Regions from separate parts of the Homo sapiens genome. Here region 1 is linked to region 2. Evidence: chromatin loops called from intact Hi-C (ENCODE). Cell type or tissue: Calu3. All regions are shown on one strand. Region 1 overlaps SMAD2 (SMAD family member 2). Region 2 overlaps SMAD2 (SMAD family member 2).

Region 1 (4,000 bases), 57 kb before region 2:
TCTGTACCGTTTTGAAACTCCTGTTATCCACCTGCAGACTGGATTTGCTCCTGAATCCTCCTAATTTCCTTCAATATTTGGCTATGACTCTCTAAGAAAAAAAACTACTCCCATGCTCTGAGGCCTATAAGCTAAGATGTGATTAATTTTTAAAGGAGCAAGTCTCATGCTGATGTATGGGTCACACAAAAGTTCACCATACCAACCAATGCCATAGCTAGAGACATTCAAACTGCAAACCAGGACAAAAAGTTGATGATTTCAGGCTGTAGACATTTTTCCTAAGACATCAGAGCAAGAATTGTATTACAATTTGATTTATTCAATTGGTTGCCTGTAAGCCTAGGTTCAGGGCTCAAAACCATTATGCAAACTGGGATTGTCACATTACTATTAATTTTGTGTATTTCCTTTTTAAACTTTGTATCTGTTATTTGCCAAATTTTCTGCAGAAAGAAGTACAATTCCTAACAGAATAATGCTAGCCCAGCACTTTGAGGGGACAACAAAGGACTAAGGAAAAAAAATTGGACTTAATAATAGACTCCAGGTGGACTTAGCCTAAGTGCCACTCCCTTAAAGCCTCCCTGCCCTCAAAGGTGGCTAAAAGGGTTTTAACACTGACTTTTAGTTGCCAATCACTCCTGCCAATGCAGGATGCAGGACCAGACCAATAACCCGGGAAAGGTCTATTCTGTCACCAAGGGACAATCAAAGCCTAACTACAAGATGATTCATCATAGATACTTTCGGAAAAACATCTTCATCAAGAGAGGGAAAGGTGAAAGCTGTCAGAATCAAGAGTCATGTTTCCAAAAGCCCTGACAAATGGAGCCAGGGAAGTCCATGAAGAGAGGGATTTTACGCACTACCTCAAAGACCCAGAAGAAACCACGCCAGCTTGCACAAACACTATTCGCAACCTTACACAGAAAATACTTTTGGGACATCTGCCTAGAAGCCGATTGTCCAAACCCGAACTGGCAGCATCCTTGTTATTAATCCTTGTAGCCAAGAATAATTATTTCAAGACAATTATATAATCTTTATCTGTCCTTTAAAAACCTGTCTTCCTTTACCTTCCTGAATACACACAGTTTACTATGGCATGCATATTGCCTTCACAATGCCCTATTCCCAAATAAACATCATTTTCTTTTAGAAAGCCTCTGTTATTTAGGTTGACAGTTATTACACCTGAAAACTAAATTCTAGCTGATCAATAAAATTCTTTGGTTCTACTGTATACTTTTATTTGGGGATATCTGCTTCCAAACACACTAAAGTACAGTATACTCAATTTTAAATATAGACAGTATATTTAAAAAAAACATAAAAAGTATGTCGAACATTTTTAATTTCAAACACCAAACTTAAATAGACTAATAACACAGATCTTCTGTGGTCCACAAATCATGGCAAAAAACTTTGTTTTCATATGCCCATTATGGCTTGCTGACTGGCTTACTGCATTTTAGATTTTCCTTATGATTTTAGTAGCTTTCTCTAATGGAATGTGCTGTGAGTGAAGCTTCAAACATTTTCCATTGAATATACACAGACATACAAATAAAGACTGGAAAAAATATACACCAGTCGTTTTCTCTGGTTGTTGGAATCTGGGTGATTTTTTAAAGTCCCATCCACTGGGCTGCCAGTAAAAGACCACAAAATATTTTTGTGTATTTACAGGAACGTGATAATCAAAAGTTGTTGTGGGACCATTCAAGATGAGCGTGGGGAAGGGAAGCCCATTTAAACATATATTCAAGGAAAAATATATTAAGTTACCTGAACATTTGGGTAGAAATACTGAGCACTGCTATGGTCTGTCTCCCAAACTGTCCCTCAAATGTATGATGAGATTTTATCTTCATTGTGGTGGTGTTGAGAGCTGGGGCCTAGTGGGAGATGTTTGGTTCACTGAGGCAGATGCTTCATGAATGGCTTGGTGCTGCTCTTGCAATGAGTTCTCACTCTCTCAAGACTAGATTAGTCCCCAGGAGTGGGTTGTTAAAAAGAGACTTGTTTGGTTGTTGTGAACAAGTGGGTTGTTTGCACGTCTGCTTCCCCTCTGACCTTCTCCATCAAGCTATGAAGCAGCAGCAAAGCCCTTGCCAAAAGCCAGGGCCATGCCCTTGAACTTCCCAGCCTGTAGAACTGTGAGCATCCTTCATAAGTGACCCTGCCTCAGCTATCCTGTTATAGTAACACAAAACAGACTAAGACAGGCACACAAAAGCTGAGGACTGCTGTCGACTCCACTTTCAAGGGCTACCAAGCACAGCCACATCACCAAAGAGAACAATTCCTGACCTCCTTGGAAGCAGAAACTTGACTCTCCGGGCAAGATAACTGTTGTCTTTTTAAAATTTCAGTGTCAAAGTTAAAACATGCCTTGATCAGTCAACCAAATTACTGCTAAACCAGTATTGGGAAGCTTCCTAAAGCACTCCAAGCTCCTAAAAACAGGCAGCATGAAGTAAAGCAGATAGCATCTTTGCATTTAAGAAGTCCCAGAAAGGTTTTGGAAATGGCATTAATGTAAATGTTCACATTAAGAGAAAACGGTTTCCCTGAATTGAGTGATTCTTTCTACTTTCTAGTGCTGTACAGGATAGGCTCAGCGTTTGGAGAGTGTTAACTTCCAGTCATGTGATAATGGCCAGGAGCAACCACAATGATTAACCTTTAGATAGAAAACACAATCCTTTGCTTTTGTCTTCCTTATGTATATTAGATTAGGCTTCTACTCAATGCTCTGTAAGTTAAAACATTTCAAACCAAATAGGCCACTCTATTAAGTCCCAGCTTGAGCATTCTTCAGCTTCTCCACATTTTCCATTGTTTGCTGGCAAACCAGTACAGTAACCTGTTAAATACAAAGCAAGGGTGTGGTAGATTGACTGCATTTAAGGCTCCAATTCTTCACCCCTCCTATGTTCTCTCCCTTGGTCTAATAACTCTGTAGTGCCTTTCCACACTGGGTTTAGCCATGTGGCTTGTTTCTGGTGAATGCTAGTTAGCATGAAGCATGCAGACATGAAAGGGAGTTATGGGATTGGGCTTGGCTGTTGTTGCCTTCTACAACCTCCACAAAAACATGCTTGTTTAATGGAGGATAGGAGGCATGTGGAAAAATGCCAAGTCCTTCCAGGTGAGGCCAACTCCCTCATGAACGAGGAAAGACTACAACTGCTCCAGAGACATCTAGCCGAAATCACTTATCTAATTCATAAACTGTTTATTGCTGCACACCACTGGGTTTTTGTGGTTGCTACGAGTTACTTTTGCGGCAATAATTGCTCCAATATGTTCTATGTGACATTTCTGAGTTTAACATCACATTTACAAACTTTCTTAGAGAAAGATTTGTTATTAGCAAAGACCTTCAGAGTAACCTTTGCCTGGTATTCTAGACTGTGCAGATTTAGCCATCTAATACTGAGTACCCACTTCAGGCTGAATGATCTCTCAAGTGCTCTCATTTAGTTCTCATAACCACCCTAAAAACTAACTTCCTCATTTTAGGGAACTGGAGGAAATGAAGAACTTTAAGGTAGACTGATGAAAAGATTTATCTAAAGTCACATAAATTGGCACAATCAGGGTCCAAACCCCAGGCCTCCGATTCTGAGTCAAACTGCATTTTCCATTACATCGGAAATGACCAAGGATTAAAATTAGCAGAATGTTATTCTGTCCAGCCATTAAAATCCAAAAAAAAAATTTGTTCAAAGTAGGCAATTGAGTTTTCATTCTATTATCCAAGGTAACTGAAGTATTTGACTGTACAGGACTGCTTCCTTCAAGTGTTCCATCCTTAGCATTCTTGTTAAAAATGGCCTTTAAGATATTGCTATTCCCAGTCAAGAAATACCCAGACAACTAAAGAGACTAAAATCATGTAAATCATCCATTTCCCAGTTGAATCTTAAAAAAAAATTTATGCTCAATACCTCTCTCCAGCCAATCACTATGTAAATTGTGAATTAAGACA
Region 2 (4,000 bases):
TGTTTTCACTGGTGTAAGGTGGAGTCATGTTCATTCTTCCACATGGATATTCAGCTGTTCCAGCACCATTTGTTGAAAGACTTTCCTTTCCCTACTGGGTTGCTTTGGCAACTTTGTTGAAAATCATATAGGCACACAGTGTTTATCTATGTGGGGCTATCTTATCTGTTTTTATGTCAGTATCACACTATACAGATTACTATGGCTTCAAGGTGAGTCTTGAAGTCAGGGTAATTTAAGTACTCTAACTTATTACTGAGTTTTCCAATTCACAAGTGTATCCATCAGTTTACTGCATGGTAATTCCAACATGTAGGTCTTCTAGGGTTGGTCTCCTCATTATAAAGGGTCACATTTTCTTTGTTCTTTGTATGTTAGGTAATTTAGGATTGTATGCTAGACATTGTGAATTTTATCTGATGGTAGTTAGAGGTTCTGTTACAATCTTCCAAAAGTCTTCATTTTTGTTTCACCAGACAACTAACCTGGTTGCATTCAAACCACAAACTCTGTCCTGGAGCAATTCAAATCAGGCTGATTATCTGGCTGTACTGTCTACCGTACACATGTGGGATCAGCAGGTGATTTTGGCAAAGTTTGTAGGCAGAATCCAGGGCTCTCTTTCTGAAACTCTCCTTGCTGATATTCACTCCTCACTCTCCAATAGTTGTGATTCTCCCAAGTCTTACCTATGGTGCTTCAAGGCCAGAAAGACTTGGTTTTGTGTTGGAATTTTACCTACCCTGCACACTTTGCATGGACAAAAGCTGTAAAACAGAAAATTCGCCTACGCCATTTCCTTCTTCCGAGTGTCAATCCCCTCTAAAACATGCCTATTTTTGTTTATTCTCCAGTACTTCATGTTATTTTTAGAATTTTGTGCAGTTTGTTATTGAGGGAGTGTCAGTCTGGTAAGAGCATACCTGGCCATATGAGAATCACAACTCCCTCTTCATTTGTTTAACTTCTCTCAGCAAGGTTTCAGCATTTTAAGCAGAGGTCATTGTGTGTGTGTGTTTAATGTATTCCTAAGTATTTAGTACTGATGCTACTATTCATGAATTTTCTTAACACCCCTATTTGTCTGCTGCTAGTATTTACAAAAATACAATTGATTTTTAGACACTGAATCTATAAAGTGCAGCCTTGCTAAATTTACTCATTTGTTTTAGTGGCTATATTTATAGATTCTTTAGGATTTCCTACATAAATAAGCATGTCATCTACAAACAGAATTTTGAAACATTCCTTCAGATCTTTAAACCTTTTATATTTTGTTTTCCTGACTCATTGCGCTTGCTAGGTCTTCTATTAAAATAATAAGGACACAAGAGTAGACATCCCTGTCTTGTTCTTGAGGGAAAACACAGTATTTCATGATTAAGTAAATCCTTAGCTGTTAGTGTTTCTTAAATACCTTTTATCAGACTGAGAAAGTCTCTTTGTTTCTCATTTGCTGGGAATGCTTATCATGAATGGATGATGAATTTTGTCAAATGCTTTTGACCAAGTGAGGTGATCTTATAGTTTCCCTCCTTGGTTAATGCAGTAAATTACATAGTTTTTTTGTTTGTTTGTTTGTTTTGCCCGACAGGGTCTTGCTCTGTCACCCAAACTGGAGTGTGGTGGCGTGATCACTGCTCACTGCAGGTTCAACTTCCTGGGTCCAAGTAACCCTCCCACCTCAGCCTTCCAAATAACTGAAACCACAGGAATGTACTACCACGCTTGGCTTTTTTTTTTTTTTTTTTTTTTTTTTGTGGAGACAGAGTCTTATGTTGCCTAGGCTGGTTTCAAACTCCTTAACTCTCAAGCAATCCTACTGCGTTGGCCTCCCAAAGTGCTGGGATTAGAGGCATAAGCCATCGCATCTGACCTGATTAATTTTTCTTTTTTCGGGGGTGGGGGACAAGGTCCCAATGTCTCATGCAGGCTGGAGTGCACTGGTGCAATCATAGCTCACTTCAGCCTTGAACCCCTGGGCTCGAGTGATCCTCCTGCCTCAGCCTCTGAGTAGCTGAAACCACAGGGGCATGCCACCATGCCTGGGTGGGTAATTTTATCTGTCTATAGAAATGGGGTCTTGCTTTGTTGACCAGGCTGGTCTTGAACTCCTAGGCTTAAGCAATCCTCCTGCCTTGGCCTCCCAAAGTGCTGGGATTACAGGTATGAGCCGCTGCGGCTGGCTTACACTGATTACTTTTTGAAAGTTATAAACTAACCTTGTTGGAATAGAACTCAATTATGATGTATTCTTTTCTCATGTATGTTAGTGATATATTAATCTTTAACTTTTCTTTTAGTTGCATCTTTGTCAGGTTTTGGTTTCAGGGTTATGTGAGCCTCATAAAACAACATTTTTCTGAGTTTATTGTCTATAAGATTGGTGATATTTGTTGCACAAATGCTTAAATTTACCAGTAAAACCATGTGGGCCTGAAGTTTCCTTTGCAGGAAAGCTTTTGATTATGAAGTCAAATTCTTTCATTGTTATAGGGCTACCCAGATCTTGTATTTCTTCATGCATCAGCTGGGGGTAACCTAAATTTCATCATTACAGTTAGTCATCAAATTTAATGGCATAAAATTGTTTATAATATTTGCTTATAATCTTTTTACTGTCTGTAGGACCTACCATGACAATCCCTCTTTCAGTACCAATATAGGTCATTTGTGATTGTGGGCTCTCTGTCTTTTTCTTGATCAGTCTAACAAGCGTTTATCTCTCCAAAGAACTCGCTTTTGGCTTTCTGATTTCTACTCTTAATTTTATTATTTCTTCTTTCTACTTACTTTCTATTTTATCTTTTTAGGTAACTTTCTTTCCTAGCAGATTATTTAAAACTATAAAATTTTCCATTAGGCACTCTTTCAGCTACATCCCACATATGTGATATGCTGTATTTTCATTATAATTTGGTTTGAAATATATTTTACCTCATTTTTCCCCTGAATAACCCATAAGTCAGAATTTTAAGGTTTAATTTCCAATTCTTAACAGATGTCTTATTGGTATTAATTTCTTATTCTATTGGTGGCAGAGAACATACTTTGGATTTCAATCTTTTAAAATTGATTGAGACTTGTGCCCTGTAAACAGTCTTTCCTGGTGAAGTTACCATGAACACTTGAAACGCTTGTATTTCTACTCATGTTGGGTTTAGTATTCTATAAATATCACGTAGGTAGTTAATAATGTAACTTAATAATGTAACTTAAAACTTCTATGTCTTTACTGATTTTTTTGTTCTAATTGAACTCTCCAATTGTGGATTTGTGATTCTGTCCCATTAATTCTACCCAGTTTTGCTGCATGTATTTTTAAGTTCCTTTATTAAGCAGATACAATTTATTGTTATGACTCCCTGATGTTGGTGATTTAGATATATCACTTTACAATCTTCTCTGTTGCTGATCACCTGTCATTTGTATGCTGCGTGCCATTTTTCACCAGCTGCTTTAAGATTCCCTCTTTCATGAGTTTGACCATGATATATCTAAGTGTGGTTTTCTTTTTATTTATCCTGTTTGTGTTGAATAAGAAATCCAACTCCATTTCTGATACTTGACTGCTGATAGGTTTCAAGCCCCACCATTTCCTCTTCCCCTTCTGCCTCGAATCTGGGCAAGCTGGTAAGAAAGCCCAGGTGCTCCACCTGTTGATATTAGAGAAATTTCAAACCAGGCAAGTCTCAGCATATGTACAGTGTAAAAACCAGCCCACAGCCCCATTCCCTAATCACCATAAAACCCCAAGCCAGTCTCCTATCACTGCTCTCTCAAGTCATTTTTGGACCAACTTGGAAGCCTGCCATGCTCTACTCAGACAGCATCATTATGTGAGTAATAAACCTTTTCATGCCCTCTTGGTGCATGTAATATAGGTGACATCATCAGTTTCACTTCAAAATCAAATTTTATATATAAAATCCCATCCCACATATAGTTCACACTTATTAAGCACCAACTATGTACCAAGCTCTTACACATATTAAACCGC

What was found. Hi-C counts contacts between places; a loop is a spot of excess contacts. Peaks named below come from ENCODE experiments on the same cell type or tissue, not always from the same donor. Only the 100,000 strongest peaks of a DNase experiment are listed, where the experiment ranks them.
Region 1: it touches region 2 in a loop (4-fold over the local background); 1 of 110 quality-filtered maps calls a loop at or near these places.

The regions. Positions count from the first base shown.
Region 1 is chr18:47,823,414-47,827,413 of GRCh38, forward strand. It overlaps SMAD2 (SMAD family member 2), which reads right to left. Exons shown (of 11, transcript NM_005901.6): 11 at 1-4,000. Among named protein-coding and RNA genes, the nearest start is that of SMAD2, 110 kb to the right of the region's middle. In Calu3, no CTCF peak of the experiment used is centred here; no DNase peak of the experiment used is centred here.
Region 2 is chr18:47,880,309-47,884,308 of GRCh38, forward strand. All of the region lies in intron 2 of SMAD2 (SMAD family member 2), which reads right to left. Among named protein-coding and RNA genes, the nearest start is that of SMAD2, 48 kb to the right of the region's middle. In Calu3, no CTCF peak of the experiment used is centred here; DNase peaks (open chromatin) are centred at 1,653 and 3,793.